2 separate regions of the Homo sapiens genome follow, and region 2 is linked to region 1. Evidence: read pairs that join two places in POLR2A ChIA-PET (ENCODE). Cell type or tissue: GM12878. All regions are shown on one strand. Each heading gives the region's core, and the rest is flanking DNA. Links, peaks and the distances in the headings are about the cores only. Region 1 holds the start of ZBTB32 (zinc finger and BTB domain containing 32). Region 2 holds the start of LOC105372379 (a long non-coding RNA gene).

Region 1 (15,345 bases), core at 2,860-10,859:
TCTTCTTTGCTTCCCACTGTGTCCTTTCTACCAAGCACCATGCCTAGCACATAGTAAGTACCCCCAAAAAGATGCACAAACATCATCGCCTCCTGTGGGAAGCTGTCCCTCACCCTTCTCCACTCCTTCTCCCCTTAGCTTAAGTGCCTCTTCTCAGCTTCAGTTCCTACACTTTCCACTTGGCTCTTGAAGAATATGTTTTGAGGTCTAATTCCTCTCTAGCAGGTGAAATGTTTGAAGGCAGGGGCTGGGTCTTCCCCAGGGCTCAGCACCAATGGCATGCACCATCAGAATTTTTTGTTTTGTTTTTTTGAGATGGAGTTTCGCTCTTGTCACCCAGGCTGGAGTGCAGTGACCCAATCTCAGCTCACTACAACCTCTGCCTCCTAGGTTCAAGCGATTCTTGTGCCTCAGCCTCCTGAGTAGCTGGGATTACAGGCGCCCGCCACCATGCCCGGCTAATTTTTGTATTTTTAGTAGAGATGGGGTTTTGCCATGCTGGCCAGGCTGGCCTCCAACTCCTGACCTCAAGTGATTAGCCAACCTTGGCCTCCCAAAGTGCTGGGATTACAGGTGTGAGCCACTGCGCCTGGCCAGGAGTTTAATAAATATTTGAGTGAAAGTAAGTTTCTTGACCTTGACGCATGGGCCCTAGAGAGCTAGAAGACCTGAATTCTAAGCTTCATTCCTGTGCAACTGTGGACACTGAGCCTCAAATGTAATCATGGTCTGGGGTTTTTCCAGAGATCAAAGCTTGGGGAAAGTCCTTTGTTCTCTGAAAGGTACAGGGTTATTTTCACATCTGTTATGAACACTCGTGCCGTTGAGCTGAGCTCCTGAGTCTTAGTCAGCTGCCTGGCTCCAGGTGGACTTCCTGCTGTACCTCAGATATACTAAGCTCACTCCTGCCTTGGGGCTTTTGCGCTTGCTACTGCTTCTGGGAACACACTGCCCCCAGGCTTTCCCATGATCCCTTAATTTTCAGGGTCTACACCACAGCCAAGGCAGATGACACTGATTGCAAGGAAACAACTCGGTTACAGGGCATTGGGGAACAGAAGAAATGCCACTATTCGGCTCACGCCTGTAATCCCAGCACTTTAGGAGGCCGAGGTAGGTGGATCACAAGGTCAAAAGATCGAGACCATCCTGGCCAACATGGCGAAAACCCGTCTCTACTAAATATACAAAAATTAGCTGGGCGTGGTGGCCCGCGCCTGTAGTCCCAGCTACTCAGGAGGCTGAGGCAGGAAAATCGCTTGAACCCAGGAGGCAGAGGTTGCAGTGAGCCGAGATCGCGCCACTGCACTCCAGCCTGGAGGGCAGACTCCATCTCAAAAAAAAAAAGAAGAAGAAATACCACTGCTCTATTAGTTCATTTAATCCCCTCAATGACTTTGAGAGGTACACACTTTTTTTCTTTTTTTTTGAGACAGGTTCTCACTCTGTCACCCAAGCTGGAGTGCAGTGTTGCAATCATGGCTCACTGTAGCTTCTACCTCCTGGGCTCAGGTGATCCTCTTACCTCAGCCTCCCCAGTAGTTGGGATTACAAGTGTGTGCCACCACACCTGGCTAATTTTTGTATTTTTTGTAGCCATGGGGATTCGCCATGTTGCACAACCTGGTCTTGAACTCCTGAGTCCAAGCAATCCTCTCACCTCAGCCTCCCAAAGTGCTGGGATTACACATGTGAGCTACCACGACCGGGAGTATGTACCTTTTTTTTTTTTTTGAGATGACGTCTCGCTCCGTCACCCAGGCTGGAGTGCAGTGGTGCAATCTCAGTTCACTGCAACCTCCCCCTCCCAGGTTCAAGCGATCCTCCTGCCTCAGCCTCCCGAGTAGCTGGGATTACAGGTGCCTGCCACCACACCCAGCTAATTTTTGTATTTTTAGTAGAGATGGGGTTTCACCGTGTTGGCCAGGCTGGTCTTGAACTCTTGACCTCAGGTGATCTGCCTGCCTCGTTCTCCCAAAGCGCTGGGATTACAGGCATGAGCCACTGCACTCAGCCACTCAGCCCTTTTTTTTTTTTTTTTTTTTTTTTGAGACATAGTCTCACTCTGTTGCCCTGGCTGGAGTGCAGTGGCATGATCTCAGCTCACTGCAACCTCTGCCACCTGGGTTCAAGCGATTCTCACGCCTCAGCCTCCCGAGTAGCTGGGATTACAGGCTTGTATTTTTAGTAGAGACAGGGATTCACCATGTCGGCCAAGCTGGTCTCGAACTCCTGACCTCAGGTGATCCGCCCACCTCGGCTTCCCAAAGTGCTGGAATTACAGGTGTGAGCCACCATGCCTGGCCAATATGTACTATTAATATGCCCATTTATGATATGACCATTTAATATGCCCAGATGAAGAGATTAAGGCCCAGAGGGGTTAAGCAATTTGCCAAAGGTCTCACAACTAGTAAATAACAGGGCCAGGATATGATGCAGACAGTTTGGATCCAGCATTCAGCTACCTAGGCTGCAAGGCTCTCTGCTTCTCAGTGTACAGTTAAGCTTAGTTAGTGTAGGATCTGGCATGGGGAGTTGCTCAATAAGCAACTGAAGGCAGGGGCTTTTTATTTATTTTTCTACTTCTTTCAGACATTTAACTCTCCAAATCTTACAGTCCAACCCCCCAAGCCAAGCCAACAACCCTTCCTATACCATCTTGCCAGAGCCCAGGGTCCCTCACTCCATCTTCTCATGCCTTCCTGGCCCATAAAAAGGATTCAATAATTTGTAGTAATTAGCTGGGCATGTTGGCATGTGCCTGTAGTCCCAGCTCCTCAGAAGGCTGAGGCAGGAGGATCGCCGAGGCTAGGAGTTTGAGGCCACAGTGTGCTACGATCGCACCTGTGAATAGCCACTGCACTCCAGCCTGGGCAACACAGCAAGACCCCATCTCTAAAAAAACAAAACACAGGAAACCTGTATTGTAGACCAGCTTATTAAAACAGAAAGAAAATAACCAGGTGTGGTGGCACATGCCTGTAATCCCAGCTACTCGGGAGGCTGAGACAGGAGAATCGCTTGAACCTGTGAGGCAGAGGTTGCAGTGAGCCGAGATCGTGCCATTGCACTCTAGCCTGGGCAACAGAGTAAGACTCTGTCTCAAAAAAAAAAAAAAGGAAAAAATATGAATAATAAAAAATTGTAGCAATTATCACTAGGGCTTCTCAGTGAGAATCAGTGAGAAACTCCAAAGGTTCTGAGGCTGTAAAGTATATTCCCAACCACCTTTAGGGTCAAAGTTGGGACAAGATGAACTAACTGTAAATAAGGCTTGTTGAGTGAGAGGACTTCTCAACCAATCCAACCCAGGATCTACCAGACAAGCACTTCCTGAAGGTAATGTGGTTCAGGGGTGATCTCCTGGGTCAGGCAGATCTGGGTCTGAATTCCAGCTTCGGTTACTCCTCAGGGAGTAACCGAAGCTGGATCCGCCCGCCTTGGCCTCCCAAAGTGCTGGGATTACAGGTGTGAGCCATCAAGCACCCAGCCGGTTTTTTTTTTTTTTTTTTTTTTGAGATGGAGTCTTGCTGTGTCTCCCAGGCTGGAGTGCAGTGGCGCAATCTCAGTTCACTGCAACCTCTGCCTCCCGGGTTCAAGCGATTCTCCTACCTCAGCCTCCTGAGTAGCTGGGATTATAGGCATGCGCCACCATGCCCAGATAACTTTTGTATTTTTGGTAAAGATGGGGTTTCACCACGTTGGTCAGGCTGGTCTCGAACTCCTGACCTTATGACCCACCCGCCTTGGCCTCCCAAAGTGATTGGATTACAGGCGTGAGCCATCATGCCCGGCCTCGTTTCTTCATCTTTCAAATAGGAAAAACACAGTGTGAGGTGTGATGAAGAACTCAGGCTTGGATTCAGGTCTTGCATCATTCTACTCCTTGCTCAGCCATGGACTAGCTGTGTGAGCTGAGATGAGGAGCTTCACCTCTGTGAGCCTTGGCTGCCTATTCCAATGCGTGTTGGCGTCATTCTGTTTCCTATAGTGGCTGGGGATTCCCTGGGACCATGTGTGTCTGCACTGTGGTCACTGTAGTTGGCAGGATGGAGGCAGTGTATAAAAATGTTTAGGAGCTTAGGCTCTGGAGTCAGACTGCAACAGGCCTAGTTCAAATTCCAGCTCTGACAATTACTCCCAGTGAGATCTTAGGAAAATCAGTTTCTTCTCTGAACCTGTTTTTGTTTTTTTGTTTTGTTTTGTTTGAGACGGAGTCTTGCTCTGTTGCCCAGGCTTGAGTGCAGTGGCGCGATCTCGGCTCACTGCAACCTCTGCCAGGTTCAAGTGATTCTCCTGCCTCAGCCTCCCCAGTAGCTGGGATCACAGGCATGTGCCACCATGCCCAGCTAATTTTTTTTGTATTTTTAGTAGAGACAGGGTTTCACCATGTTGGCCAGGCTGGTCTCGAACTCCTGGCCTCAAAGGATCCACCCGCCTCATCCTCCCAAAGTGCTGGGATTACAGGCATGAGCCACTGTGCCAGGCCAAACCTCAGTTTTTGTATCTGTCAAATGAGAATAATAACAGTAAATATCCGATAGAGTTTACTATGAAGAGTCAATCTGATGATGTAGGTAAAGCACTTAAAACTGGTCTGGGGCCTGGCACAGTGGCTCGTGCCTGTAATCCCAGTACTTTGGGAGTCCAAAGCAGGAGGATCCCTTGAGCCCAGGAGTTTAAGTCCAGCCTGAGCAACATAGTGAGACCATCTCTACAAAATAATAATAATAAATAATAAATTAATTAATTAGTGATGCATGGTGTTGTGCACCTGTAGTCCCAGCGACTTGGGAGGCTAATGTGGGAGGATCCTTTGACCCCAGGAGGTCAAGGCTGCAGTGAGCCATGATCCTGCCACTGTGCTCTAGCCTGGGCAAGAGAGCAAGACCCTATCTCAAAAAAAAAAAAAAAAGCAAAGATATTATGAGACTGATTTTTTAAATACCTTTCTCTAGGCCAGGTGCAGTAGCTCACGCCTGTAATCCCAGCACTATGTGAGGCCGAGGCAGGAGGATCACTTGAAGTCAGGAGTTCGAGACCAGCCTGGCCAACATGGTGAAACCCCGTCTCTACTAAAAATACAAAAATTAGCCGGGCATGGTGGCAGGTGGCTGTAATCCCAGCTACTCGGGAGGCTGAGACAGGAGGATGGCTTGAACCCCGGGAGGTGGAGATTGCAGAGAGCTGAGATCGCACAACTGCACTCCAGCCTGGGCGACAGAGCAAGACTCTGTCTCAAAAATAAATAAATAAATAAATAAATAAATAAAATACCTTTTTGTACATGTCAGTCCATTTTCCCAAAACCAGGGCCAATGTGATCAGACCCCATCCCCATCTACAAAATCAATCCTACTTAATCATAGTGTAGCTTGAAGGTTGGGCTCTCACCACAGCAGGGTTCGAGTTCCAGCAATGCCCGTAACTGCTGCGGGACCCTAAATAAACGACTTCACCTCTTTGACCCTCAGAGGTTAACCTGGCATAGTAATCGCCTCCCTCACGGGGTTATTTAGGTTTCAACGAGTTGATGCACAAGCGTGGCACATGGAAAGGGCTCGGTAAACACGAGGTGCTATTACTCCCACCACAGTGCCAGTCCTTCTCCCTTTTTTACTTTATTTTTTATTTTTATTTTTTGAGATGGAGTCTTGCTCTGTCGCCCAGGCTGGAGCGTAGTGGCGCCATCTCCGCTCACTGTAACTTCCGCCTCTCGGGTTCAAGCAATTCACCTGCCTGGGCCTCCCGAGTAGCTGGGGTTACAGGCATCCCCCACCACGCCCGGCTAATTTTTGTATTTTTAGTAGAGACGGGGTTTCACCATATTGGTCAGGCTGGTCTCGAACTCCTGACCTCAGGTGATCTGCCCGCCTTAGCCTCCCAAAGTGCTGGGATTACAGGCGTGAGCCACCACGTCCGGCCCCTTCCCCCATTTTAGCGGTTTCGCTCCCTATCGGGGCCAGGGACGCCTCAGGCTGTCTCGGTCAGGACCTACAGCTCCGGTTGTTGTCCCAGGCTCTTCCGCGAGGTGCTCTCCTGTCTCCTGACCACCCCCATTCCTCCCCACTCCAGCTCCTCAGCGAGCGGCTGCGAAGGACGCGCACAACAACACTCCGCGCAGCGGGAAGGTACCGAACTCGCATCGCAGCCTGAAACTGCTCAACTAAGCTCCCGCCCCGCTGCTCTCTGGTCAATCTAAAGCGAAGACGAGCCTTAGGGCCAATCAGAAGCGACAGCGGTGGAGTCATGCCCGCCTGCTTGAGGCGCCCTGGCGTCTCATTGGCTATGCTTGAGAACGAATCCCAGGCTAAGCCACTTAGAAAGGAGCGGAGCCAGCCAATCAGCGGTGCAACCGCCGCGGGGGCCGGGCCAGAAGCCCCGCAGACAAGCACCTCGGGAGACTGGCGAGGGGCGAGCTCGCAGCTTGTTAGCCCCGAAGCCCTGCCCAGGGGGAAACCCTGCTGGAGGGAGTCTAACCCCCGGGCCAGTTAATGTTGGGGCAGCGCAATCGGCCGTTCCCTCTGCGGTATGGTTGGAGGTGGGAGTGCTGACACGTCCGCGCGCAGTTACTCCTGGCTGAGCATACAGTCGAGGTGGCAGTGGGAATTGGAAGTGCAAGTGTCACGCTGCCAATCACGGGGCAAGGCACTGCCCCCCTCTTGTGTCTTTCCTGTCCCTGTACACTTCCAGGCTTCCAGGCGAGGCAGAGTGAGCTGTGCCAGCAATCGTGGTGGAGTGGGACAAGAGAGAAAAGGGAGCTGTTCACAGGCACCGAAGCCTGGCTGGCTCTTTTTTTTTTTGAGACGCCGTCTCGCTCTGTCTCCCAGGCTGGAGTGCAGTGGCGCGATATAGGCTCCCTGCAATCTCCGCCTCCCGGGGTTCAAGCGATTCCCCTGCCTCAGCCTGCCGAGTAGCTGGAATTACAGGCGCCCGCCACCACGCTCAGCTAATTTTTGTATTTTTAGTAGAGACGGGGTTTCACCATGTTGGTCATGCTGATCTCGAACTCCTGACCCCAGGTGATCCGCCCTCCTCGGCCTCCCAAAGTGCTGGGTTTTCAGGCGTGAGCCACCGTGCCCTGCCTGGCTGGCTCTTTTATTTTATTTTTATTTATTTATTAGAGACAGGGCCTCACTGTGTCGCCCAGGCTGCAGTGCAGTGGTGTGATCATAGCTCACTGCAGCCTCGACCTCCTGGGCTCAAGCGATCCTACTACCACCTGGACCTCTCAAAGCCCTGGGATTACGGGCATGAGCCACCGTGCCTGGCCTTGGCTTGCTCTTACGGGCCTCCCAGCCAATCAGGTGTGGCGGCAGCCTACACACCCCCTACACACCTCACAGATGGTAAAGGGTTGAGAGAAAGGTGACAGGGTTTGCAAATGGGAGCTACTTAGGGTGGCAAAATAGAAGCAAGAAAGGCAGGTCAGGCACGGTGTCTCACGGCTGTAGTTCCAGAATTTTGGGAGGCCCAGGTGGAAGGATTGCTTGAGCCCAGGAGTTCGAGGCTGCAGTGAGCTATGATTGCACCATTGCACCCCAGCACCGGCAACAGAGGGAGACCCCGTTCATAAAATAAAAATGAAATAATAATTTTTTAAAAAGCCGGGCGTGGTGGCTCACGCCTGTAATCCCAGCACTTTGGGAGGCCGAGGCGAGTGGATCACGAGGTCAGGAGATCGAGACCATCCTGGCTAACATGGTGAAACCCCATCTCTACTAAATGTACAAAAAATTAGCCGGGCGTGATGGCGGGCGCCTGTAGTCCCAGCTACTTGGGAGGCTAAGGCAGGAGAATGGTGTGAGCCCGGGAGTCGGAGCTTGCAGTGAGCAGAGATCGCGCCACTGCACTCCAGCCTGGGCGACAGAGCGAGACTCTGTCTCAAAAAAAAAAAAAAAAAAAAGGACAGTAGTACTCCTGAGCACTTGCTGAGGGAGCCTCCAGGGCTGTTCAGGTGAAGGAGAATCAGGGTCCAGTCTCTTCGTGGAGAGAGTGGGAAAAGGCAGACTCCACAGCAGATCAACGCTGGGGCCCGGCTGGAAATCAATGAAATCTCAGCCTAAGAGGCCTGAAGCCTATGGACCAATGAGACTCAAGGCTCTGCCCCTTCACAGCCAATCAGCTGCGGGTCCGAGGCAGACGCGCGGGAGTGGCGCTGTCCTAGGTGCCTCCCAGGCTGCCCAGCGTGCTCAGCTGGCCTGAGCGGGAGAATGCGGCCCGCGCTGCAGCCAATCAGCGTCCGCCTCAGGATCCAGGGGTGACCACGTGCGGGAGCGTTGCGTCCCTGGCCTCGCTCCATTCCCCACTTTTAACGGTCACTCGGCCTTAAGCCGTCCTGGGTGTATGTGAGGCTGAAAGGGAAGGAGGAACAGGGTCTGGGCCGGTGAGTGCCATAGTTTTTCTTACTTTACTTTCTTGGGCTTGGGCCCGGCCCAGGCAAATCTGGGGTATGGGGGCTTGACTGGACCTCGTTGATGATTGGGAAGTGCGGGTTGAGGGCTTTAGCCCTTGGGGCTTTCCTCTGCCTTTGAGAGGCTGGAAATGCAGCCTCCTGGCCACCTTTAGGCCTAGGTTTGGCAGAGGCTAAGCCAGCTTGCTCTCTGAGTTGGTCCACGGCCCCCGAGGCCAGCCTGAGTAGGAAGGGTGTTGTGGGGAAGTTGGAGGTCCTTAACTCTGCATGAGGTATGGCCTCCGGACAATGAGAGCTTATCAAGGGTCTCTGGACTGAGCCTGGATCCGGTGACTGAAAGGAGAGGCCTGTGGATCTCCAAAGGTTATGCAGGGGCTGGGCGCGGTGGCTCACGCCTGTAATCCCAGCACTTTGGGAGGCTGAGGCAGGTGGATCATTTGAGGTCAGGAGTTTGAGACCAGCCTGGCCAACATGGAGAAACCCTGTCTCTACGGGGTTTCTAAAAAAAATTACCTGGGCGTGGTGGCACACGTCCGTAATCCCAGCTACTCAGAAAGCTGAGGCAGGAGAATCGCTTGAACTCATTGAACTCAGGAGATGAACGTTGCAGTGAGCTGAGATCACGCCATTGCACTCCAGCCTGGGCGACAGAATGAGACCCTGTCTCAAGAAAAAAAATGAAAAGAAAAAAAAAGTTATGTAGGAAGTCACTGGCCAAGAGATGAAACTAGTGTGCACATGAAGGTTTCCTGGGGTCTTTGGAGCCAGCCTGGGCTGGGAGTGAATGTTCTGGACTCCAGGTTGAGATGTTCTTGGCAGATTTCCCAGTATGGAGTCCAGGTTGGATGATGTGGCCAAGAGGTTAGGCCAGTAATCCTCTGGAGATTCTAGGGAGAAGGATTCTGAATCCCAGCCGAGCTGTTTGCGCTGGATGAAGTATTATTGCCTTGTGGTGGCTCTGTACAGAACTGGGATTGGGTGGCCAGGCGTGGTGGCTCACACCTGTAATCCCAGCACTTTGGGAGGCTGAGGTGGGTGGATCACCAGGTCAGGAGCTCGAGACCAGCCTGACCAACATGGTGAAACCCTGTCTCTACTAAAAATACAAAAATTAGCCAGGTGTGGTGGCAGGTGCCTGTAATCCCAGCTACTCAGGAGTCTGAGGCAGGAGAATCCCTTGAACCCACGAGGCGGAGGTTGCAGTGAGCAGAGATCGCACCACTGCACTCCAGCCTGGGCAACAGAGCAATGCTCTGTCTCAAAAAAAAAAAATTAATTAAAAAAAAAAAAAAGCAGGGCCAGGCGTGGGGGCTCACATCTATAATCCCAGCACTTTGAGAGGCCAAGGCGGGCGGATTACCTGAGGTCAGAAGTTTGAGACCAGCATGACCAACATGGAGAAACCCCATCTCTACTAAAAATACAAAATTAGCTGGGCGTGGTGGCACATGCCTGTAATCCCAGCTACTAGGGAGGCTGAGGCAGGAGAATCGCTTGTACCTGGGAGGCGGAGGTTGCGGTGAGCCGAGATCGTGCCATTGCACTCCAGCCTGGGCAACAAGAGCGAAACTCCATCTCAAAAAAAAAAAAAAAACTGGAATTGGGTCATGTCTGGAGCTTTTCATTCTCCCTGTCCCACTCTTTCCCATGCCTGTTCTGATAATTCCTAGAAGATGAAGATATCAGGCTGTAGGTGCGGGGCAGGTGCATGGGGAGGATGAACATCGTAGTGGAGCACAGGAAGAGGTGTGTGAGATATTCTCCTCTTTAGGAAATCACCCAGGTTTTTGGCAGGGCGTGGTGGCTCACACCTGTAATCCTAGCACTTTGGGAGGCCGAGGCAGGTGGATCACCTGAGGTCAGGAGTTCAAGACCAGCCTGGCCAACGTGGTGAAACCCCATCTCTACTAAAAATGCAAAAAATTAGCCGGGCATGGTAGATGCCTGTAATCCCAGCTACTTAGGAGCCTGAGGTAGGAGAATCACTTGAACCCAGGAGGCAGAGGTTGCAGTGAGCCGAGATCGCGCCACTGCACTCCAGCCTGGGCAACAAGGGCAAAACTCTGTCTCAAAAATAAATAAGTAAATAACATAAAGGAAATCACCCAGGTTGTCTTTACTGATGATCTTTTTTATACTCATGGGGCAGGGTGTTGATACCTAGTTTCATTCAGCTGTTCAGTGGTATTTATGCTTTCGGAGTGCCTTCAGTACACCCAGAGTTCTTTAACCAGGGGTGAGGGTGCAAGGAGTGGCTTATGAGTGGACTTCAAGGAAGTCTAACCCCGAAACCAGTTAATATTGGGGCAGCTCAATTGGCCATTCCCTCTATGGTGTGGTGGGGGCCCGGGGTGCTGGCACATGAAGTGTGCAGTTAATCCCAGCTCGGCAGACAGCCACCAAGCATGATGGCACATGCCTGTAATCCCAGCTACTCAGGAGGCTGAGATAGGGGGATGACTTGAGCCCAGGATGTCAAGACTGCAGTGAGCCATGATTGTGCCACTGCACTCCAGGCTGGGTGACAGAGCAAGACTGTGTCTCTAAAAAAAAAAAAAAAAAAAAAGAACAATTAATGGTATGCATGTATATTATGAGGAGGGGAGGGTAAAGAATAAGCTAGACGATAGTTAACCTCTCCAGCCATGAGGCTCAGAGTAATCTGTCAATCTCTTGTCATGCATTCATATGCCAAGTGGTATAAGTGTCTACCATTTTCTTTTTTTTTTTTTTTTTCGAGATGGAGTCTTAGCTCTGTTACCAGGCTGGAGTGCAGTGGTGTGATCTTGGCTCACTGCAACCTCCGCCTCCCGGGTTTAAGCAATTCTCCTGCCTCAGCCTCCCAAGTAGCTGGGATTACAGGCACGTGCCACCACGCCCAGCTAATTTTTGTATTTTTAGTAGAGACGGCATTTCACCATGTTGGCCAGGACGGTCTCTATCTCTTCACCTTGTGATCCGCCCACCTCGGCCTCCCAAAGTGCTGGGATTACAGGCGTGAGCCACCGCACCCGGCCTGTGTCTACCATTTTCTAATGTCAACAATTGGTCCCAGGCTGGGTGGCTCACACTTGTAATCCCTGCACTCTGGGAGGCTGAGGCGGGTGGATCACTTGAGGTCAGAAGTTTGAGACCAGCCTGGCCAACATGGTAAAACCTCATCTCTACTAAAAATACAAAAATTAGCCGGGTGTCGTGGTGCGTGCCTGTAGTCCCAGCTACTCAGGAGGCTGAGGCAGGAGAATCTCTTGAACCTGGGAGGCAGAGGTTGCACTGAGCCAAGATCGTGCCACTGCACTCCAGTCTGGGTGACAGAAGGAGACTCTGTCTCAATAAAAAGAAGAGTTAGTCCCATGGGTGACATTCTGAACCTGATGGTGACTCCCTAAGAGATTTAGAACCATTGGAATAAAGTAGGTTCCTATATTATTTATGGGGCCTGGGCAAGATGACAGAGACTCCCTCGTCTCTTCCCATGCCTGGTGTTGGCCCATACTTCAAGGTGTCTCACATTCTAGCCTGCACATCCAAGCTCAGTCTACAAATCCCTTACACAAAATCAGGGTCTAGCGTGTGTGTACATCAGTCAGAGTCCACTCTCATGAATACAGGCCTGGGGTTGAGTCCTGTGTAGGGGGCCTCAGAGTCATTTGGTCCAGGAAATCCAGGGTGCTGAGTTCTCAGAGCATGGTCCAGAAGTGAGGTGGGAGCTCACAGTTCCGGGTAGGCACTTTCTAGATGCCTTTTGACTCAGCCTATGCGAAGGGATACAGCCAGAGGAGGTCCAAATGGGACCCTTTGCCCAGGTTTAAGTCAACACTAGTATTCTGTACTGGTCTTGAAACAGCCCCTGTGAGGAAATTGAGGGTCTTGGAAGACTTAGCTCCATATGAGTGCTGAAGAGAAGGGCCATTCACTGTGAAGGGATGCAGTGAAACCTGTTTTCCAACTTCTAGTCTAGTTCTTTTTCCAGTTAATCCACAAAGTGTGTGCTATGAAGGGGCTAGATTCAGCTCACCTGGGTATGACTATAGCTGGTTCTTGGATCATATAGAGCACAAATTTAAGGGAAAAAGGGAACTAATTCACTCCTTGTGGTGACTCTTTTCTGGAAGTCTTGGATGTACTTAACCAGAAAGACGGAACATCTTTTTTTTCTTTTTTCTTTTTTCTTTTTTTTTTTTTGAGACAGAGTTTCGCTCTTGTTGCTCAGGCTAGAGTGCAATGGCGCGATCTCGGCTCACCGCAACCTCCACCTCCCGGGTTGAAGCGATTCTCCTGCCTCAGCCTCTCGAGTAGCTGGAATTACAGGCATGTGCCGCCACGCCCAGCTAATTTTTTTTATTTTTTGTAGAGACAGGGTTTCTCCATGTTGGTCAGGCTGGTCTTGAACTCCCGACCTCAGATGATCCGCTTGCCTCCACCTCCCAGAGTGCTGGGATTACAGGTGTGAGCCACTGCGCCTGGCGAAAGAGTAAACATACTTAAAGTTCATGTAAGATTTGGATAATCGCTCTTAATCTATATAAAATGCTGTGGGGAATTTAACCACCTTCATTTGTGGAAAGAGATGGGTTCACGGGAAGAGTGGCGAGTTCACAGAATTTTTCTAAATTGAATCTTGTTCAACTTGGCTTGGGAAGAGGGCTTGATATTTAAAATAAGTGAAATAGAGGGAGAACTTTTTCACAAAACAAATGATCATCCCTCCCATTGGTCTATTCTGATGGTTTGATTTTAATTATAATATTTAAGGAGAATTGGTATTTGTGTTGCTGTGTTGACATTGTTACATCAAGCTGGGTTGTGCCTCAAGAAGTTCATGATACAAGGATTTCTGGGAAGCTTTGACTTTGCAGCCAGGGTGTGCCCCGAGCCCCTTGCACATTTTTCCCTTAGTGTCCCATTGGTCAAGTCTACCAGTAAGAATAAGAACTATCAGATTTCAGGCCAGGCGTGGTGCCTCATGCCTGTATCACAGCATTTTGGGATGCCAAGGCGGGCAGATCATGAGGTCAGGAGTTCGAGACCAGCCTGGCCAACATGGTGAAACCCTGTCTCTACTAAAAATACAAAAAATTAGCCGGGTTTGGTGATGCACACCTGTGATCCCAGCTACTCGGGAGGCTGAGGCAGGAGAATCACTTGAACCCAGGAGGCGGAGGTTACAGTGAGCCGAGATTGCGCCACTGCACTCCAGCCTGGGCAATAGAGCAAGACTCTGTCTCAAAAAAAAAAAAATCAGATTTCAAATTTTATTCAGTAATACGAGTATTAGGCCGGGCATGTAGGCTCACGCCTGTAATCCCAGCACTTTGTGAAGCCGAGGTGGGTGGATCACCTGACATCAAGAATTTGAGACCAGCCTGGCCAACATGGTGAAACACCATCTCTAATAAAAATACAAAAAATTAGTCAGGCATGGTAGCAGTTGCCTGTAATCCCAGCTACTTGGGAGGCTGAGGCAGGAGAATTGCTTGAACCGGGAGGCGGAGGTTGCAGTGAGCCAAGATAGCGCCATTGTACTCCAGCCTGGGCAACAAGAGTGAAACTCTGTCTCAAAAAAAAAAAGAAAGTAATATAAGTATTAAAAAGGACTGAGAGGCTGATATCATATTGCCTTTTATCACATACTCCCCTTCCAATCATGCCCTACCTAATCTCTCTACCTGCTCTACCCTCTGGCAGGACACAGGCTTGTGTCTGCATAACCTGTTGTTTCTTTGCTCTTTCCAGAGAGACAACTGCAGATGATTCCTACCGAGTCAGCCCAGGAAGAGGAAGGGGGGGCAAGGTTTTTGAGTCTAGGGAGGGGGAGTACTTTTAAGAACAGCAACAGACCAGGCATGGTGGCTCACACCTGTAATCCCAGCAGTGGATCACCTGAGGTTAGGAGTTCGAGACCAGCCTGGCTAACATGGTGAAACCCCATCTCTACTAAAAATACAAAAAAATTAGCCGGGTGTGATGGTGCATGCCCGTAACCCCAGATACTTGGAAGGCTGAGGCACAAGAGTCGCTTGAACCCAGAGGCAGAGGTTGCAGTGAGCCGAGATGGCGCCACTGCACTCCAGCTTGGGTGACAGAACAAGACTCTGTCTCAAAATAAAAACAAAACAGCACCAGCAGTGTCCCTACTCTTCCAAGTCAAAGTGCTGTCTGCTTCTGCCATCTGTGCTCAGTGCAGGATGGCTTGGGTTGCACTGTCAAGAATGCAGGAAGAGGCTAGAGAAGTGCTCAGGGTGTCATCAGCATAAGGGTTGCAGTGCAAAGGGCCCTGGAGATAATTCTAGGAGGCGGTCTCTAAGGGGATATCCTTAGGTGGGGTTCCCCATTCTTGGGGGCTTTTGTTCACTGAAAGGGGAGTTCCCTTGCCCCTCCTCCCTTTTAGGTTCCCCGAAAGCCCACTGATGCTCCCTGTCAACTATATTTGGCTTACACAGAATGCTGCCCTTTGAGCAGTCTCCAACTCTCTCGATCATCAATGAGCAAACCAGCGGGGGAGCTGAGTCACAAGCACATGATGTGGGGCTGGAAAGCGAGGGGGCCACACTCAGAGGGGTGACCATGTAATCGTCCAGACCCCTGTACCTTTCCTCATCCCTGGGGCTAGTCCCTCAGGGCTTTCCGCACTCCTTCCTTGTCTTGAGGGACTCTGTATTTCTGTGTTGGAGGAAGGGTGTTTCCCTCTGCGTACATACATATCAGAGGGACTGATGCTTTATGTGTCTTTTATATGGGTGTGGTGGTGTGAGGAATTGGAAAGCTCAGAAATGGAAAATAGTTAACGTTCAGAGTAGCAGATGAACACAGCTCTCACATTTGCATTTTCCCTTTCGTTCTGACTCATCTTCCCCTCTCCCCACCCTGTTGCCCCTCCACCAGCCTCACCCATTGACACACCCTGTCTGATCTAGGAAGGGTTAACA
Region 2 (15,345 bases), core at 4,116-12,115, 500 kb before region 1:
CACCACACTCTGGGTGACAGAGCGAGGCTCTGAAAAAAAAAAATTCAACATATGAATTTGGCAGGGAGGACACAGACATTCAGATCATAGCATAATCTATATGGCAACACCTGTGGGGCTGGAGCAATGTCCTCTAGGATGTGGTATGTGCCCTAAATCAATGACTAATATATGGTGCTGTCTTTCCCCAGGCAGGATTCATGGGTTCCCAACACAAAGGGATGAAAATAGGATTGGATTTTCTCATTATTTCCCCTAGTGATCCACTATCAAAATTTTTGCTACCTCCCACAACTCTAGGTTCTTCTGGTCTAGAGGTCCTATTTCCAAAGGGAGTGATGCTTCCACCAGCAGACACAACAATGATTCCAGTGAACTGGAAGTTGAGACTGCCCCCTGGCTACTTTGGGCTCCTCATGCCACTGAATCAACAGGCCACAGGGGAGGTCACTGTACTGGCCAAGGCAATTAATTCTGAGTATCAAAGGGAAATTGAGTATAAAGAGTATGTCTGGAATACAGAATATGGTCTAGGGTGTCTCTTAGTACTATCATGTCTTGTGATTGAAGTCAATGGAAAACTACTGCAACTCAATTGAGACAGGGCTGCTAATGGCTCAGGTCCTTCCGAAGTGAGGGTTTAGGTCACCCTACCAGGCAAAGATCCAACCAGATGAGGTAGTTGCTGAGGGCAAAGCGAATATGGAATAGGTAATGGGAAAGGTAACTGTAAACATAATTATAAATGCCAGCCATGATTATGTGTCCAGAAATAAAAAACTGTAGTAGTGTAAACCAAAACTAAAATCCTAAACCCCCCAAACAACTGAACACACCCCCTCTTGGCTGAGGGGGATCACAGAGAAACCTGAAACACTGAATTCCCGGCCATGACAGGAAGGGAGGTCAGACGTGCCTCATTTCAGCCCCTCCATTTTGAGAAGTTAGGCACAACTGACCAGCATTAATATTAAAATGGGGCCAGATATATGTGTTTTGCCCCATGATAAAGGACCCTGGCTCCACCAGGATACCCACACCACCAAGGTTGGAGGCAACAAGAACTGAAATGGGGCTGGGCGCAGTGGCTCATGCCTGTAATCCCAGCACTTTGGGAGTCCAAGGTGGGAGGATCACTTGAAGCCAGGAATTTGAGACCAGCCTGGGAAACACAGCAAGACCCCATTTCTACAAAAAATTTTGAAAAATTAGCCAGGTGTGGTTGTGCACACCTGGCATCCCAGCTGTTTGGGAGGCTGAGGCAGGAGGATTGCTTGAGCTCGGGAGGTCAAGGCTACGGTGAGCTATGATCATGCCACTGCACTCCAGTGTAGGTGACAGACTGTAATCCTGTCTCAAAAATATAAAAAATAAAATAAATAAAATTTACAAAAGAACTCACATGGGGTTTGGTTTGTCCTTGTGGACTCCGGCTTATGCATGTTGGTTCCATCTTGTTCTTTGCTCTCCCCAACCTTTCCTCCATCTTCCCTTCCTGACTTCCTGCACCTATGGGGTTCAGTTCCAGCATCTGACTCAAAGATAACAACCTGACAGAGACCATTTAGCCAGCTCCCTAAATTGCATAAGATCAAATCCAGTAACAAGTCCTTTTGTAGCAGCTAATCAGTCTATAGGTATATCTTAGTGGTGCTTCAGCCCCCCACCTGTGATTCAATCCTGACTGATCCAGGCACCAAATTCTAGCCACTTCACAACCAGAGCCTGGAATATGTGTATGACCCCTTAAGAATAGGAGAGCTGGCTGGAGGAGAGCTTCTGTTATTATCTGACTGAAGTCTCAATTAAAAAAAGAAATGCAAGGATGGAATTTCACAGGAAAGTAGAAGAACCCCAGACAGGAGGGCTGCAAAGAGAAGGCTGTTGGAGGGAGGCTGAGAAGAGAAAAAGGGAGCAGGAGAGAGTAGCTTGCACTTCAGACACCTCCTTTTCCAAGCCTAGGGGGGGCAAGAAAGGTGGGTAAAGTCACATCCTTGAGCCCTCCAAGAAGAGATCTGCATGACTATAGGCGACATATGTTGCTGCACCCTGCTTAGCTACCATTTTCTCCTCTTTGGGTCACAGCACTCCTGTTTTCCTTTAGGGCGCACTTCTACCCATGTTCAGCCCCTATGATTTAAGTAAGATGCGATCCCCTCTCCAAGCTCTAGAAATGGACATATGTCCCAGGCCTGGGAAATGGGAATCTATGTAACCCTGGTGACTGTTCTTGGTTCTGGGACAGATTCATGGTCACACTGAACTGAGACCCAATTCTAGGACGTTTGCTGATCCTCTGTCTGGGTTGCTCAGATGGTAGAATGTGAACCTGGAGCTGCTGGTGGCCACTGTTTCCCCCAGAAGGGAGGAGTCAGTTTGAGAATGAGGTCAACACAGAGGCACATTGAACTGGCAGAAGGGACAGGGAGACACTCCTCATGTCATCCTTTGAGCACCTGGATACAACTATGTCTGAAGCTAAATATAGCTGGACTTTTTAGTTATGTGTACCATTAAGTTCCATCTTTGTCATTGTTATTGTTGTCTTTCTAATTAAGTCAATTTGAAATCGGGGTTCTGGCACTAGCAACAGAGTAAAAACTAATAAACTGACCTTTCAGTAAAAGAATTTGTTAACGCCCATCTCATATCTCAGGTGTGTTTGATTTGGGGGAAGAGCAGGGAGGCTGGAAATACTATTACCGATGGTAGCTAACTTTGTCGAGGACTTACTATGCACCAGATGCTCTTCAAACACTATACACATTGTACCTTATAATCCTCAAAACAACCCTATGAGGTGGCTACTAAAATTGCCCCCCGTTTTATTTATTTATTTTTTGAGACAGAGTCTCACTCTTGTCGCCCAGGCTGGACTGCAGTGGTGCGATCTTGGCTCTTTGCAACCTCTGCCTCCCGGGTTCAAGTGATTCTCCTTCCTCAGCCTCCTGAGTAGCTGGGATTATAGGCACCCGCCACCATGCCCGGCTAATTTTGTATTTTTAGTAGAGACGGGATTTCACCATGTTGGCCAGGCTAGTCTCAAACTCCTGACCTCAAGTGATCTGCCCGCCTCGGCCTCCCAAAGTGCTGGGATTACAGGTGTGAGCCTCCGTGCCCAGCTGCCCCCAGTTTTAGATGATCAGTTTAGTTTAGATCAGAGAGCTTAGGCAGCCACCTCAAGGTTATACAACAAGCAAGAAGCATTGTTAGGAAGGGAGTGTCCACCGCTTCCTGACAATAGTGGCTGAGATGACTTCCCGGGCATGGGAATGGGAGAGGGAGACATTGAATCCCCCAATTTGGACCCGTCCAGGTTATCTAAGCACAACCTCTTGCAATGCTGAATGGGAGGGGTCCTGCCTCTGGCTAGTCAGGAAAGACCTTCTTTATTTTGGGCTAGAAGTGCCCCCTCATAATTGCCACCTAACAGTCCTCCTGCCCTCTGTGGTCACAGGTAAGTGGAGCTCTGTTTCTCTCACTGTAAGACTAGCAGATGCTAGAAGCAGCTGTGCCCTTTCACCGCCAACCCCTGGTTTCTTCGATTGTTACTTGGAGGCTTTCCTGGCTGCCCTCAAAGTATCTTCTTGGTGTGGGCTGATTAGCTCCCACCTTAATTACCTCCTGACATCACCTCAAAGCTCACTTTAGGCTGAAGAAAAACTATAAAGTAAATGCTTCTTATTTTACTGCCAGTGAAATGATGAGCTTTTCAGTGCTGTGGATTTTTTTTTTTCTTATCATGTTCACGTCTGACCTTTCAGAGGCTGACTTCTAAAATGCAGGTTAGCAAAAGTCATGTCAGGAGGAGATGGAGATGTCTCCTCTCCTCTGCATCTGTGAAGAGGACAGTGAGTGCAATCTGCACCATAAATCTAGTTTGCAGAATCCGATAGGACGAGGTGTAAAAGAGGGCATGGCAATGCGGGAGTAGCTTTGTGAGAATTGCTCTTTGCATAAAAACCAGAGGCCTCGTGCTGCCTCAGATCCCGCGTGGCCGGGATGCTCACATCTGCAGCCTGGTATCTCCATCTCTCACTCTGCTGCTACATCCTCTCCACTCCAGCTATGCTGTGCAGACTCACCATCCTCTCTCAGCACTGGTCTTTTGTACACACTATTCCTTCTCATTGAAATACTGTTCCCCGCATTCTTTGTCTAGTTAAATCCCCTCATCCTTTAAGTCTCTGCTCAAACTTCGTGTCCTTGGAGAAGCCTTGTTCGAATTCCTTCTGTTATCTTCTCTCATGAATTCCTATACTTCTCCTTCATAGCAGGTGTATAGAACATAGCACACATAAGGCACGTGTTTATATGTGTTTTTGTGGTTGAGTAAAGTGTGCCCCCGTCCTTTTAGGACAGCCTGTGCCAGGGCAGGGACCAGGTCTTGGTCACTGCTGACTAGCAGTGTGCTCATAAAGGTTTGACAACCCTTGTAGGGGCTGGGGGATGCTGACTTATAGAGTTGCTGATTCCGTAGTATAAATCTTCCACCACGACTGATTTCAAGCTACCAATGTGAGTTCAACCATAACTCCTGAAAAACTTAACAAAGGGCTCTTGTGAGTTGGGATAAACTGGCTTCAGCACATAATATGGTTTGGCTGTGTCCCCACCTAAATCTCATCTTGAATTGTAGTTCCCATAATCCCCATGTGTCAGGGGGAGGAACGCAGTGGGAGGTAACTGAATCATGGAGGAGGTTACCCTCATGCTGTTCTCATGATAGCGAGTGTGTTCTCATGAGATTTGATGGTTTTATAAGGGGCTTTTCCCCCTTTGGCTCAGCACTTCTCTCTCTTGCACCAGGTGAAGAAGAACATGTTTGCTTTCCCTTCCACCATGATTGTAAGTTTCCTGAGGTCTCCCTAGCCATGCTGAACTGTGAGTCAATTAAACCTCTTTTCTTTATAAATTACCCAGTCTCCGGTACGTCTTTTTTTTTTTTTTTTTTTTTTTGAGAGAGAGTCTCGCTCTGTTGCCCAGGCTGGAATGCAGTGGCGCAATCTCAGCTCACTGCAAGCTCCGCCTCCCAGGTTCATGCCATTCTCCTTCCTCAGCCTCCCGAGTAGCTGGGACTACAGGCATCCGCCACCATGCCCGTCTAATTTTTTGTATTTTTAGTAGAGACAGGGTTTCACAATGTTAGCCAGGATGGTCTCGGTCTCCTGATCTCATGATCTTCCCGCCTCGGCCTCCCCGAGGATTACAGGCGTGAGCCACTGCACCCAGCCTTCAGGTATGTCTTTATTAGCAGTGTGAGAACAGATTAATACAGCACGCCACTGCTGCTGACCCTCCAACACCTGGTACAGATTTGTGGAATGAATGAATGAAGTTAGGCCCAGAAAGCAGAGCCTCCTCTGCCTGTGCCTATCCATGGTATACTCTCCATCTGTCTGCTGTAGAAATTAGCTTTAAGCAAAAGTACAGCATTTTCTATCAAGTAAAATACATTCAGTGTAATGCAAAGGAATATTCTATGAGTAAAACTTTCCCATTTTCCCCTGGTGTTAAAACATACTTTCTAGTGTGTAATTAGAGCTTTGCATGCTGTGAGTAGTGACTCGTTAGTGGTTCATGAGATCAATTTAGAAGGTCCTAACCAGCAATTTTTTTCTGAAATGGAATTAAGTAGAAGAAAAAAGAAATTTCAGAGTATCAGAGTTTGTCTCCAGCCTTAAGTAAGTGTTACTTTGGTAAACTCTTATTGTGAGTGTGTATTGTTGACAGAAAAGCCAAACTTTGTGAAATATTTAAAGAGGTTTATTCTGAGCCTATAAGAGTGGCCATGGCCTGGGGTACAGTCTCAAGAGATCCTGAGAACATGTGCCTGAGGGGGTCAGGTTACAGTTTGGTTTTATACATTTTAGGGAGACAGGAGTTACAGGCAAAGACATAAATCAATACACGGAAGGTGTACATTGGTTCAGCCTAAAGAGGTGGGATATCTTGAGTCAGAGGGTGGGGAACAGGGCTTACAGGCGGATTCAAAGACTTTCTGATTGCCATTTGGTTGGAAGAGTTAAGCTTTGCCTAAAGACTGAAGAAGTCCTTAGAAAAGAATGCTTGAGCTAACATAAGGGGTTGTAGAAGACAAGGCCCTTGTTATGCAGATGAAGTCTCCTAAGTGGCAGCGCTCAGAGAACATGTGACCAGGGTCAGCTTGGAATTTGGGATCTGATTGCCATAAAGAGTCTACTCTGTCAGTCCTGTGATCTGTATTTTAATGTTAATGTTGGTCAGTTGGGCCTAAACTCCAGAAGGGAGGGGCTAGAATGAGGCATGTGCACCTCCCATTTCTTCATGGCTAGAATTCAGTTGTTCAGATGTCTCTGGGGTCCCTTTGGCCCAGAAGGGGGTCCACTTAGTTAGTTGGGGGGCTCAGGATTTTATTTTTGGTTCAAAGTATATATTCTAGGTTGTGATGTCAAATGACTCTCTTACAGTTAACAACAAAAGTGTGAAAGCTACTGTGGTTGATAGCAATATCCTTTGGTTTAGTAGCTTTGTTTTATTTTCCATGTTATTACTTGGAAATTCTTTTCCCCTGGACCCTCCTAAGTCTCTGTCTCCTATCCCCCAGAGACCTAAAGGGTGAAGACACTGAGCTTCCAGATTTGAGGGCAGGAGAGTCCTAGTGAGGCCTGGCTTGGAGGCCAGGGAACTTCCTATTCCAGTCTGCAATGTTACCCTTCAATCTCCAGCTCCCCTGGCTGTTGGTGCCCACCCCAGAGTTGTGGAAGCCCTTTCAGTCTAGCTGCCCCACTTGGTGACAGCATGGGCAGGGCAGGACAGGGAGCATCATGGGGTTCATGCTTTCTGCCGTCCAGCCTCCCTACATGCAGGGCGATGGCCCCTAGCTGACCCTTGAGAGCTGAGGGGAGGCTAGGAAGAGGGTTAAAGGCGAAGCCAGACCCAGGCCATTACTGAAGTCACATGGCCTGCCAGGAAACCCCTGTCTATATTGTAGCTGGTTGAACTAATTATATTATAAATACTTTTCCATTTTCTGCCTAGAACCATGCTCTAGACATCTGCATGAGGTCATTAAACCTGCACCACAGCCATGCACACACACGTGTGTGTGTGTGTGTGTGTGTAAAAGACAGACATGAGGTATAGAAGAGCAATATAGAGGTCTCCATATTATGGGGGAACAGACAGTCCCAGAGCAGGGAGGTCACTTGAACAGGGTCACAGAGGCAGGAGGCCACGAACCTGGCTGGACACTGCAGGGCCAAGCAGGTAAACACTGTGCCTGACTCGCACCCAGACTTCGCAACAACCCTAGAATATTCATAAGTCAGTAATAATAGTGTTACAGGAAAGGAGTCCCGATCCAGACCCCAAGAGAGGGTTCTTGGATTCCCACAAGAGAGAATTCAGGGCAGGTCCATAAAGTGAAAGCAAGTTTATTAGGAAAATAAAGGAATAAAGAATGGCTACTCCATAGACAGAGCAGCCCCGAGGACTGCTGGTTGCCCATTTTTATGGTTATTTCTTGATGATATGCTACACAAGGGGTGGATTATTCATTTCTCCCCTTTTTAGACCATAGAGGGTAACTTCCCGACATCGCCATGGTATTTGTAAACTGTCATGGCGCTGGTGGGAGTGTAGCAGTGAGGACGACCAGAGGTCACTCTCGTGGCCATCTTGGTTTTGATGGGTATTATCTGGCTTCTTTATTGCATCCTGTTTTATCAGCAAGGTCTTTATGACCTGCATCTTGTGTTGACCTCCTATCTCACCCTGTGACTCAGAATGCCTTAACCATCTGGGGATGCAGCCCAGTAAGTCTCAGCCTCATTTTACCTGGCCCCTACTCAAGATGGGGTTGCTCTGGTTCAAACGCCTCTGACAGGGTGACAACTGTGACCACAACAGATTCACAAACATGACATTTTCAGAGAGAGGAAGGTATGCAGGGTGGTGTGATTTGGAAGAGGCTGTGGGCGTAGAGGGATGGGTAATTCAGTTGGGGTGGTCAGGGAGGGCTGCTTGGTGGAGGGGACTCTTGGCTGAGACCTGAGGGCTGTGAAGTTCTTAGAGAAGGGTGTTCCAGGCAGAGGGAACAGCAAGCACAAAGGCCTGAGACGAGAGCTAGCTTGGTATGCAAGAGGAACAGAAAAGAGGAAGTGAGAGTAAGGCGGGGGAGGGAAGGGGCAGGGAATGGAGGCTGTGGAGAGGGGAGGGTTTCCAGGCAGCCCAGGACCCTCAAGGAGAGAAACGTTGGATGTAGTCTCCCAGGTAGGGTCCATCTGGCCCTTCCTCCTGGCTCCTGCGGAGTCCGAGTGGCTCTTTCCCTCCTTCCCTCCTCTCCCCTCCTCCTTCTCTCCCTCTCCATTTTCCCTGCAAGGTCTGCAGCCCAACTCCAGCTCTCCCATTACTACAGGGGCTGGTGGGTCCTTCTGAGCAAGAAGATGGGGCTCTTTGTCTACAGTGTCTGTCTATAGTCATTCACCCACTCATTCATTTAATCATTCACTCATTCATTCATTCATTTAGCCACTCATTTGTCAAATATTGATTTTTCTCAGGTGTTTTGCCCTCACAGGTCCTGCCGCCTAAAACACTGACTTCTTATCTCTCAAGGCTTTGCTTTCAACACTGTCTCTTCCAAGACCTCTCCCTGACCACTCCCAACTTACTAAACCCCTATCACCCTGTTAGCTTTTGAATGCTCTTCATGGTAAAACAGGACAGGTTGATGCTCTCCGGGGCTCTCTCTACACACAAGAGAGAGATTAGCCTGACGGGCATTCGTTTACCCTTCTCATTTTCTTTGGGAACCAGCCTCCCCTGCTCTTAGTCTATGTGATTCGGACACAGCCAACTACATTTCCCAGATCCAGAAATGAACACGCCATTCCAAGTAAAGCCAATGAGAGACAGCTGCAGGACTTTTGCTGGAACTATTGGGAAAGTGGTGTTTCTTTTTCTGCTATGGTTACTTATCTGCTATGCTCTAAGCCTGGAACTGCTGGAGGTCATCTTTGCTGCATGAAAATGAAGTCAATATTGAGGACAGCAGAGGTGAGAGGGAGAGAGGCATAATCCTGAGTGTATTGCAGGGGCACCTGGATCCAGCCATACCTGAAATCCGAGACTTTCCATTCTAAGAACCAATACATTCTCTTTGTACTTAAGCTAGTTTGGGTTTTAATCACTTGTGCCAGAAGGCCTGATTGATAATAAAACCTCAAAGATAAGCAGGCAGTCAAGCTTAGGTACTTTCCTTTTAAGAGATGCGGGCAGGTGCTTCCTTCTCTCAGAAACCACTCCTCCTCTAGGACCTTCTATTCTAAGAAGCCTGGGTGTTTGAGGTTCGTTCATCCTGAGGCATAAAAACAAGATCAAAGTGCCAGGCCAGACGGAGGCAGAGTGTCTACAGAAGCAGCCGTGCAACTAGCAGCAGGAATTGGGAATCTGCATTATTAATAAGCAAGCCCATTTTCCTTTACTTCTTTGTAAGCAGAGCCTTAATTTTATTAGCCTGTTTATTAGCTCTGACCATGTGTTCAGAAAAAGTACCCTCAGCCTCTGAGTGATCTAAGCCAGGCATAGTTCTCCTGTCTTCTTGTTGGTGATTGGTTCTGGAAAAGGCTGGGACACACTCCTGGCCAAGGAGAAGTCACAGCAGTGACTGACTTGGAGGGGGAGTCTGCTGGGGGCTGGCTAGTGGAAGGCATCTGGGGTAAAATGTTTTTGCTCTTAAAAAGTACTGTAGGAGGCCAGGCATGTTGACTCAGGCCTGTAATCCCAGCACTTTGGGAGGCCAAGATGGGCAGATCACTTGAGGTCAGGAGTTCGAGACCAGCCTGGACAACATGATGAAACCCCATTTCTATTTTTAAAAATACAAAAATTAGCTGGGCATGGTGGTGTGCACCTGTAGTCCCAGCTACTCAGGAAGCTGAGGCAGGAGAATCACTTGAACCTGGGAGGCGGAGGTTGCAGTGAGTGGACATTGCACCACTACACTCCAGCCTGGGTGACAGAGTGAGACTTCATCTCAAAAGAAAAAGAAAAGTACTGTAGGAGGCCAGGTGTGGTGGCTCACACCTGTAATCCCAGCATTTTGGGAGGCCAAGGCAGGAGGATCGCTTGAGCCCAGGAGTTCGAGACCAGCCTGAGCAACATAGCAAGACCCCATCTCCAAAAAAATTTTAAAAAGATACACAAAATTTGCCAGGCGTGGCGGTGTGTGCCTGTATTCCTGGCTACTAAGGAAGCTGAGGAGGGAGAATCACCTGAACCTGGGAGATCAAGGCTGCAGTGAGTCATAATCACACCACTGCACTCCAGCCTGTGTGACACAGCGAGATCCTATCTCAAAAAAAGAAAAAAATAATAATGTAAGAGAAATAAACTTTTTCTTTTCCTCGCAGAGAGAATGTGGCAGTGTGAGGAGGCATTTGCTGGCTTAAGCTGGGCTCTCAAACTCTTAGTCTAGAGCAGAGTTCTAACAGCATCACGTGTTTTTGCTTTCTCTTTCATCCACGTTGAAGAAGAGGGGGTAGTAAAAATATTCCTCTGGTTTAACAAAAAATTCACAAATATTTATCCTTTTCAGAATCTACATGCAATTTAAGTATTAGTCCCAGAATCACAGATGCTGGAATGTTAAAGTTTCTTTGACAAGACATACTGATGATCTCTGAAGTCCCTGCGGCCTGCAAAGAATATTTGCAAACAGAGTTTTATGATGCTGAGGATGATTCTGAAGCCACAGAGAAAGACATCATTTTTCTTCTTTTCTTTCTGCAATTTCTTTCATTAGCACTTCGGAGCACCTATAGTCGCCATGAGTTGAAATCTCATGAGTTAGTAGTAAGAGCAGAATCAGAGAGGCTAAACACTGAAAATACAGAAAGGAAATGGGTAGAGTAGGATTTTAGCAAGAGGAAGTATACGGTTGTGATGCTTTGCACCTATAGGAAATGATGGCTGGGGCTGTGGCAGCCACGTTACCACCGTGAGGGATGACATTGCCCACATGCTGAGGAGCCTGAGTCTATAAGAACATCATTCAACTGATGCATTGACCCCTGGAGAACCTCCCCGCCTTTGGGGGACCAGCAGTTCTGTAAAATAATACGTGTCCTTATTGCTTTTTTTTTTTGAGATGGAGTCTGGCTCTGTCCCCCAGGCGGGAGTGCAGTGGCGCGATCTCGGCTCACTGCAAGATCCACCTCCTGAGTTCACGCCATTCTCCTGCCTCAGCCTCCCGAGTAGCTGGGACTACAGGCGACCGCCACCATGCCTAGTTATTTTTTTGGATTTTTAGTAGAGACGGGGTTTCACCGTGTTAGCCAGGATGATCTCAATCTCCTGAGTTCACGCCATTCTCCTGCCTCAGCCTCCCGAGTAGCTGGGACTACAGGCGACCGCCACCATGCCTAGTTATTTTTTTGGATTTTTAGTAGAGACGGGGTTTCACCGTGTTAGCCAGGATGATCTCAATCTCCTGACCTCGCGATCTGCCTGCCTCGGCCTCCCAAAGTGCTGGGATTACAGGCACGAGCCACTGTGCCTGGCATCCTTATTGTTTTAAGATGTTTGGAATTTATTCTTCTCTTACTTGCAGCCAACAGCATCCTACATGAGGCAGCCAGGGTAAGTGGTCCACATACAATGGGTGAACAAGTGCTTATCCAGGAATTGAAAGAGCCTGGCTCATTCAGTGCTAGGACCAGAGCCCTCAGTGGACATTGTCCCACCTTTCAGCACTGAGGATGCCTCCTCCCCTCCAAGCCAGTCATTGCTGTATGTGATCATGTTAATTAGGTATCCATATTCCACAGGAGGGAGCAACGAGGTTTTCTTTTTTTTTTTTAAGATGGAGTCTTGCTCTGTTGCCCAGGCTGGAGTAAAGTGGTGCCATCTCAGCTCACTACAACCTCCTGGTTCCAGCAATTCTCCTGCCTCAGCCTCCCAGGTAGTTAAGATTACAGGTGCCCACTACCACATTGGGCTAAGTTTTGTATTTTTAGTAGAGATGGGGTTTCACTATGTTGGCCAGGCTGGTCTCAAACTCCTGACCTCAAGCTATCCGCCCACCTTGGCCTCCCAAAGTGCTGGGATTACAGGCATGAGCCACCACGCCTGGCCGCAATGAGGTATTTTTTTGTTTTTTTGTTTTTGTTTTTGTTTTTTTTCAATTCTAGCCGCCAATCACAAAATTTAACTAAGGTCCCTCCCAGCACACACCTGTCATCCATCCTGAAAATTTAAAGTAAAGGTATAAAAATATCAAAACCATGATTGCCTTTGGGGATGGAGTGGAGGTGGGGATTATCTGGGAAGGGGCATAAGGGGATTTTGCAGGGGTCACGGAGATGTTCTTTATCTTAACAGGGGCTTGTAGTCTAAAGCAGAAGCGTATACTTATTACATAAGTGCATTCATTGGTCAAAACTCAGCAAATGGAGATGGGAACAGTGGCTCATGCCTGTAATCTCAGCTACTGAGGAGGCTGATGCATGGGGATCACTTGAGGCCAGGAGGTCAAGACCAGTCTGTGCAACACAGAAAGACCTTATCTCTTTTAAAAAAAAAATTGTTTTAATTCCCCAGGCATAGAACTCACCCTGTGGAGAAAAAAAAAAAAAATTAGCCAGGCGTGGTGGCATATTTCTGTAGTACCAGTTACTTTCAAGGCTGAGGCAGAAGGATCGCTTGAGCCCAGGAGGTCAAGGCTGCAGTAAACTATGATCACACCACTGCACTCCAGTCTGGGGTACAGAGTGGGAGCGCATCTCTAAATAATAATGACAATACTAAGAAATTCAGCAAATGGATGTTTCATATGTGTGCATTTCATTGCATGCAAATTTATAAAATCTCAAAGATAACTGCAAACATTGAACTCCAGTTGGTGATATGAATCCTGAAATGTTTAAGGGTAAAGAGTACTGATGTCTGCTTTAAAATTCTTTAACCTTCTTTAAAAATACATTTTTAAAAAATCAGATGACTTGATAGAGGAATGGACTGATAGATATGTAATAAAGTAAATACAGAAAAATGTTAACAATTGTAGAATCTAGATGATGGGGCCAGGTGCGGTGGCTCACGCCTGTAATCCCAGCACTTTGGGAAGCTGAGGCAGGTGGATCGATCACCTGAGGTCAGGAGTTTGAGACCAGCCTGGCCAACATGGTGAAACACCATCTCTACCAAAAATACAAAAATTAGCCAGGCGTGACAGCGCATGCTTGTAATCCCAGCTACTCAGGAGAATCACTTGAACCCGGGAGGCAGAGGTTGCAGTGATCTGAGATCATATCACTGCACTCCAGCCCGGGTGACAGAGTGAGACTCCGTGTCAAAAAATAAAATAAAATAAAATAAAATAAAATAAAAGTGATGATGATCATAGTTATGAACAACAGTGAGAGTTCACACACTGCCTGTACTGTGGGCAAAGCCCGTTCTCAGTGCTTCGTGTGAATGAATTTGTTCACTCCTCACTACAACCTTCTGAGATAGATACTGTTATTCTCATTCACAGATGTGGACCCTGAGACCAGGGAGGTTGCGTGGCATCATTACATCAGAAGGGGAGTGGTCTGAATCCACTCCTCCCCTTCCAGGGCAGGAAGTCAACAGAGAAGGGCTCTGTGGTAACGTTGACAATCACAAATCAGTGGCATAAACATCTCCTTAAGACATGCAGAGGCAGCTGGGCGTGGTGGCCCACGCCTGTAATCCCACCATGTGGGAGGCCAACGTGGGAGGATCACTTGAGGTTAGGAGTTTGAGACCAGCCTGGGCCACATAGTGAGACCCTGTCTCTACAAAAAAAAAAAAATTAAAAATTAGGTGGGCACGGTGGCTCATGCCTGTAATCCCAGCACTTTGGGAGGCTGAGGCAGGTGGATCACCTGAGGTCAGGAGTTCGAGACCAGCCTGGACAACGTGGTGAAATCCTGTCTTTATTAAAAATACAAAAATTAACCAGGCATGGTGGCAGGTACCTGTAATCCCAGTTACTCAGGAAGCTGAGACAGGAGAATCGCTTGAACCATGGGAGACAGAGATTGCAGTGAGCCGAGATCGCGCCAGTGCACTCCAGCCTGGACGACAAGAGCGAAACTCTGTCTCAATGAAAAAATAAATAAATAAATAAAATTAAAAATTAGCAGGGCATGGTGGTGCATGCCTGTAGTCCTAGCTACTCAGGAGGCTGAGGTGGGAGGATTGTTTGAGCCCAGGAGTTCAAGGCTTCAGTGAGCTATGATTGCACAACTGCACTCCAGCCTGGGCAACAGAACAAGACCCTGTCTCTGAAAAAAAAAAAAAAATGTGGAAATTGTGAGAGACACATGACAACAGAAATGTGACTACTGCTTGCCTCTGGAGGAAGGAAGAGGTGGTGGAGGAGAGATAGGTGGCTGGACACTGTGGCAACACCAGCATACCAGGGGCTGGGAGTGGGGGGCAGTCAGGACATGAGGCCAGAAGCTGTGAATCTTGGAATCTGCAGAGTGCCCCTTATGAGACCCCAAGCATTCATGTAAGCGTCCATGCCCCCACTGATGATATCTGGGCAGAGAGGCAATAAAATCAGAGTTGTTGATCAAGATTTGGAGGCTGCGGTTGGAGGCCGGACATCCTGCCTGCAGGGCAGGCTTCAGCTTGGAAGCTTGCGGCCCAGAACAGTCCCCGTGGGCACACCCAGGCAGAGGGTTTTGCTAGGTGTCTGACCCAGCTTCCAAAGCCAGGGTCTAATAACAACAGCGCCACCAACAACAGGAAACATTTGTGACGCACATGCTGCCAAAGCACTGTTCTAAGCACTCCTTACAGTTTAATCCTCCCAACAATAAGAATGAGGTAGGTACCAGTGCTAACCCCATTTTACATAGGGGGAAACTTAGGCACAGAGAGGAGACCCCATGAAAGGCAATGGGGACACCTCCAGGAACCTCCCACCAAAAAAGATCACTGCAGAGTAAGGACAAATCGAACATCAGATTTCCTCAAGGGTGGGCACTTTCTCGATGCATTTCTGGTGCCCTCTTTTGGATTTCAGCCTCAGTGGCCACAACACCACGGGTGTCAGTGACAGGAGCAAACCAAATGCACTGGGGACTCAGCTGGGAGGAGCCGCCCTGGCATTCCCACCATGTCCGTGAAATGGGGGGAATCGTGGTATGTACTTGAGAATCAACAGAGGCTGGGCGAGGAAGACTTGGGATACTTGTGAGCCCATTCTAACATCAGCAATTGCTAATATCATGTTTATTGCCTTGAATAAAAGAGATGAAGAAATAAAGGAAAAAGAGGAAAGGAAGGGGGAAAGGAATGAAGAAAGGAGAGACAAGAAATAAAGCA

The links. ChIA-PET counts read pairs that join two places held together with the same protein. Peaks named below come from ENCODE experiments on the same cell type or tissue, not always from the same donor. Only the 100,000 strongest peaks of a DNase experiment are listed, where the experiment ranks them.
Region 2: POLR2A ChIA-PET joins it to region 1 with 6 read pairs; 1 of 35 experiments calls an interaction of 5 or more read pairs at or near these places.

What each region holds. Positions count from the first base shown.
Region 1 is chr19:35,696,235-35,711,579 of GRCh38, forward strand. ZBTB32 (zinc finger and BTB domain containing 32) reads left to right here and starts at 8,324. Exons shown (of 7, transcript NM_014383.3): 1 at 8,324-8,389. RefSeq lists enhancers at 5,864-6,103, 14,906-15,345. In GM12878, for the core only: no CTCF peak of the experiment used is centred there; a DNase peak (open chromatin) is centred at 6,237; H3K4me3 peaks cover 1,822 bases; H3K27ac peaks cover 1,542 bases.
Region 2 is chr19:35,197,354-35,212,698 of GRCh38, forward strand. It overlaps LOC105372379 (a long non-coding RNA gene), which reads left to right and starts at 7,768. Exons shown (of 3, transcript XR_935938.2): 1 at 7,768-7,923; 2 at 8,800-9,039. RefSeq lists enhancers at 5,729-6,246, 6,247-6,764, 6,765-7,282, 8,258-8,427, 14,324-15,135. In GM12878, for the core only: no CTCF peak of the experiment used is centred there; DNase peaks (open chromatin) are centred at 8,078 and 9,238; H3K4me3 peaks cover 1,318 bases; H3K27ac peaks cover 3,037 bases.